Linked DNA regions of Homo sapiens: region 1 is linked to region 2. Evidence: chromatin loops called from intact Hi-C (ENCODE). Cell type or tissue: upper lobe of right lung. All regions are shown on one strand.

Region 1 (2,500 bases), 45 kb before region 2:
TTTGAACGCCAGGCTGATGGTTGAGGGATGGTGGGCAGGGAGGGAGGGCGAAGAGGCTCCCTCTGGCATTTGGGAGCCGGTGGGTGGAGGGAGGAGCCCTTGGAGGTGGCTGCAGTCCCTTAATGGGGGGCCTTGCTCTGGGCATGTGGGGCTCTTCCTCCATCCAGAGCTGGCCCAAGACCCTTAGAACCCTGAGTGCTGGCAAATCTCACTGCTCCTGACCCAGCCTGTGTATTCAAAACGAAAACAGTAAAACCAACATCAGGATGTCCGTCAGAAATCTAATTTTCCTTCCAATGCTGACTGCTTTGGTGCTGTTTTTGAAATGTCACATTATTTTCTCCCATTTCCCCCCTAATTTTTCAGGGCTCCCGCTTTGCTGGCTTGGCCAGTTCTTGGGCACCGAGCTGCTGTGCAGCTGTGAGGGGAATCTGCCCCTCTTGGGGCCTCGGGATCCCCATGAGGGAAATGGGTGGACCTGAGGACTCAGAGCTCCTGCCTTTCTGTCCAGGATGGCAGTGTCAGGCGAAGTAGGCATAAAAGAATATGTTGACACACATGAGGAGGATGGCATTGAAGCCACAGACACGGGCCCAGAAGGCGTGTTTCTGGGGTGTTTGGCCATCACCTGGAGGGGGTTGCAGAAGGAGAGGGACAGATGAAGGACACAAGGTTACACCTGGTGCCCTTGCCTCCAGGCCAGGGTCAAGGTGGAGGAGTGCCTAGGGTCATCCACTTACCTGCTTTAGTTCCCAAGGGCACATCCTGAGCCAGGGTCCACCAGGTAAGGTTCTCAATCTGTAAGAAATGAGTGAGGATAGGGTTGGGGGTGGGGGATGGCAGGGTGGGGGTGACCCAGACAGGATCAAAGGTTGGGGATGGCAAGATGGCAGCTGAGTTCAAAAAGGGACGGGGCTAGGTAGTCCAGGGCTAGAAAATTCTGAGTCAGAGTGGGTCGGGGATGAGAATGGGACCAGAGTAAGAAATTGTTAGGGGTCAGGGTCAGGGGTCAGGGCTGGCTCACCTGGACACTCTGTGGGGGTGGGGTCAGCAGGCTTCCAGCCACCACAACAGCACCACTGAGTGCAAAGAGGGCGACAGCGAAGTGCAGGTAGTGGATGCTCCCCAGGACGGCTGGCCGCGTGTCTGGCTCTCCGCACGGTGGGGCTGGGTTCAGGAATTCCAGGACCAGCCTCGTGGCCCCCACCACCAGCCCTGCTATCAGGCCCCAGAAGGCCCCCTGGGGAGGAGGGAGGCAGGGCATGTGGGGCTACGGGAGGAGGACCAAGGCTCCCCCCACAGGCAGCAGGGAAGAGCAAATTGTGGCACGTCCCCAGGGAGAGCAGACCGCCGACGCCCACCTGCTCGTTGGCACGTCGCCAGAAGACGCCCAGGACAAAGACTGCAGTCACTGGTGGGGCCAGGGAGCTGGTCACTGACTGCATGTAGATGAAGAGTTGCCCGCTGTTGGAGTCCTGCAGGACGGGGATCCAGGCCACACTCACGCCGATGAGTGCCACTATGACCAGCCTGCAGGCGAGTGGAAGGCAGGCAGCGGTCGTCGTGGGAGGCTCTTCAGCTCTCTCCCACCTCCCCTGGTCACTAAGACTTGCTCTCTAATCTTTCCCCTGCTACCCCAGCTCCAGCCTCCTCCCTGGACTCTGGTCCACACCACCAGTGACCTGGCCAGTCCTGCCCTGCTCCAAACCCTTTGGTGGCTCCCTGGATCCTGCAGGTGCAGCTCCTGACTCTAAGTGCTGTCTGCTCCTTCCCTGCCCTGGGGTCTCTGCGGAGCCAGCCCTTGGAGCTCCGCCATGGAGCTCCCTCTTGTCTCTCCTTCAAAGCACCTGTCCCAGTCACTACATGCACATTTACCTGGGTGTCTACTTGTTTACTGCCTGTCTTCCCCTCCCAATGGAAGCACCAGGAGAGCAGGAGCCTCATCTCTTTAGTTCATTGCTGTGTCTCCCAGCATATAGTAGGTGCTTACTAAGCATTTGGTGAGTGCATGAATGACCACTGCCCCCCGATCTGGGCCAGACTGACTTCCTGGTGGTTATTTGAAGACACTAGGATTTTTCACACTGGCCGGCATTTGTGGGAGCTGGGACCTCTGGCTGGCACATCCCCACCCCGACAGCCCTGTGCTGCACATCCTTCACAGGGCAACCTGCTTACTAAGGATGCAAAGTTTGGAGCCAGAGGTGTGGGTTGGGGTTAGAGCCCATACTCCCCAGCTGTGAAGCCGGAGCCCTGCTGGGCCAGCATGAGCCCGTCCCCTCCTGTCCCCTGCGTGTCAGCTCCTGCCTGCCTCTCCCTTAGGCCAAGAGCCCCTCTACAACAGGCACATGCTACACTTGTTCATCCAACAAACCACTGGTGAGGTGCTCACCTGCGTAGGACACTACCCTAGGATCCCCAACTCGGCGATGAGTGGGACCTGGTGCCTGCCCAGCACTCAGAGTCCAGCAAAGAAAACAGATGAGCCTCTTACCTACAC
Region 2 (2,500 bases):
GACCTCCCAAAGTGCTGGGATTACAAGCGTGAGCCACCGTGCCCAGCCCAAAAGAGTTACTTTTTAAACAGCTTTATTGAGATATTCACAGACCATATAATTCACCCAAAGTGTACACTGTTCCCATGGTTTTTAGTACGTTCACAAAGTTGTACGACCTATGACTCTGAAACGTAACTAGTTTTCCTTTGCGGTTCCACAGTTTAAGTCACCAGCTGCAACTCAGGAGCAGGAAGCCTCTATGATTTTTTTTTTCTTTGAGATGGAGTTTCACTCTTGTTGCCCAGGCTGGAGTGCAATGGCGCAATCTCGGGTCACCGCAACCTCTGCCTTCCAGGGTTCAAGGGATTCTCCTGCCTCAGCCTCCCAAGTAGCTGGGATTACAGGCATGAGCCACCACGCCCGGCTAATTTTTTTTTGTATTTTTAGTAGAGATGGGGTTTTACCATGTTGGTCAGGCTGGTCTTGAACTCCCGACTTCAGGTGATCTGCCCGCCTCGGCCTCCCAAAGTGCTGGGATTACAGGTGTGAGCCACCGCATCCGGCTGCCTCCGTGATTTTAACTTACTTTCCAAGCTTGCTAGTTTAACGGACGGCTCCCAGCATTTACCCCTAAGCTGTGGATGTCACGGAAACATTAATTACAGAGGCTAGGAATGCCTGCGGGCTGCAGCCTCCGAACGCAGGGCAAGCTGCTGTCCTTCCTGCTTCTCTGCCAGCTTGCTGTGACTTGGGAGAAGCCCTTGCCTCAGTTTGGGCCTCAGTTGCCCCATCTGGACAATGAGAGAGTTAGACGGTGGTTCTGTCTAGGTGCTTGGGAGAGAAGCATTTCCCTAAGACCCTGAATGTCTTTTTGCCATTGGTGGGATATTTGCCTCTATATTCCAATCTGTGCTCATGTCAGCTGGCCCTGGGACAGGTGCTGTCACCCCAAGTAGAGAAGCTGAGGCTCAGAGTTTCCATGAGCTGTGAGGCCTGCCAGTCCCCCTGAATAGGGCAGGGGCTTTCCCCACCCCTGACTGTCAGATAGCAAGGCTGGGCCCCCAACTCAGATGTCAGCAGGCCACTGCTCACCCCCACCTCCCAGCACTGGTGTCTAGTCCCAGCCAGGCGCTCTTCCCTGAGGAAGCCGGCACTCACTCCCTGAGTGGCCATTTCACCTTGGGCTCCTCATCTGCAAAATGAGGAGAGTTGTTGCAACGACTTAAGTGAGGCTGCTAGTGTAGCCGGCCAAGCCTGTCCCTGGCTCCTCAAGGGCCTCCGGTGAATGTGAGTTCTCTTTCTCAGGGAAGATGATGAGTGAGTTTTGGGGTGTGGCCATTGGAGTCAGCACGCTGCCCACGAAAGCTGTGGTTGCTGTTATGACTGAGGTGGCTGCTACTGACTAAGGGAGGGCACCCGGCCTGGAGCTGCGGCATCAGCAGGTGACAGAGCTGGCAGGACCCTGGGAGGCCTTCTGGTCTGTGCACTGCCCTGTTTCACAGACAGGGACACCAAGGCCCAGGGAGGGGCAGGGGCATAGCCCAGACGGGAGCCCAGACCAGGGCTCTGTCCACTGGACCCTTTGCCTCTTTGTTACTGGTTTTGTTTCTGGTTAGAAAAATGCCACCTACTTGTCATGGATGAGCCAGAAGATAGTGAACGGTCCATGCCTGTATCCCAGCACTTTGGGAGGCCAAGATGGGTGGATTACTTGAGGTCAGGAGTTCAAGACCAGCCTGGCCAACATGGTGAAACCCCATTTCTACTAAAAATACAAAAATTGGCTGGGCATGGTGGCTCATGCCTGTAATCCCAGCACTTTGGGAGGCCTAGGTGGGCGGATCACGAGGTCAGGAGTTCGAGACCAGCCTTGCCAACATGGTGAAACCCCGTCTCTATTAAAAATACAAAAATTAGCCGGGCATGATGGTACACGCTTGTAATCCCAACTACTTAGGAGGCTGAGGCAGGAGAATTGCTCAAACCCAGGAGGCGGAGGTTGCAGTGAGCTGAGATCACACCACTGCACTCCAGCCTGGGTGACAGAACAAGACTATGTCTCTGGGAAAAAAAAAAAAAAAAAAAAAACTTAAAAAAAAATACAAAAATTAGCCGAGTGTGGTGGCACATGCCTGTAGTCCCAGCTACCTGGGTGGCTGAGACAGGAGAATCACTTGAACCCAGGAGGCGGAGGTTGCAGTGAGCCGAGATGGTGCCACTGCACTCCAGCCTGAGCAACAGAGCAAGACTCCATCTTAAAAAAAAGCAAAACACCCCTATGGTCTCAACACACAGAACTGCTACCTCCCTTCTGACTAGACTGTGGCTATCTTTGAGGGCTACCCTGGCCACAGAGCAAAGTGGAGTCAGACCTCTAGGTGCCCCTAAAAGTCCCCAGTGTCAGTGAGAGCCACACAGAGACCAGGAACCTCAAGTAGGACTAGTGCCTGGGTTTCTGGACCGAGGCCCCGCATCCACCAGGCAGACCCAGCCCAAGGGGTAGAGGATGGGGAGGTAG

The links. Hi-C counts contacts between places; a loop is a spot of excess contacts. Peaks named below come from ENCODE experiments on the same cell type or tissue, not always from the same donor. Only the 100,000 strongest peaks of a DNase experiment are listed, where the experiment ranks them.
Region 1: it touches region 2 in a loop (2.7-fold over the local background); 13 of 110 quality-filtered maps call a loop at or near these places.

What each region holds. Positions count from the first base shown.
Region 1 is chr17:19,018,453-19,020,952 of GRCh38, reverse strand. SLC5A10 (solute carrier family 5 member 10) reads right to left here. Exons shown (of 15, transcript NM_001042450.4): 12 at 1,362-1,530; 13 at 1,025-1,240; 14 at 741-798; 15 at 1-628. The coding sequence ends at 522. It overlaps GRAP (GRB2 related adaptor protein), which reads left to right. Exons shown (of 5, transcript NM_006613.4): 5 at 1-297. Among named protein-coding and RNA genes, the nearest start is that of FAM83G, 15 kb to the right of the region's middle. In upper lobe of right lung, no CTCF peak of the experiment used is centred here; a DNase peak (open chromatin) is centred at 1,292.
Region 2 is chr17:18,973,455-18,975,954 of GRCh38, reverse strand. All of the region lies in intron 8 of SLC5A10 (solute carrier family 5 member 10), which reads right to left. All of the region lies in intron 5 of FAM83G (family with sequence similarity 83 member G), which reads left to right. Among named protein-coding and RNA genes, the nearest start is that of SLC5A10, 23 kb to the right of the region's middle. In upper lobe of right lung, no CTCF peak of the experiment used is centred here; no DNase peak of the experiment used is centred here.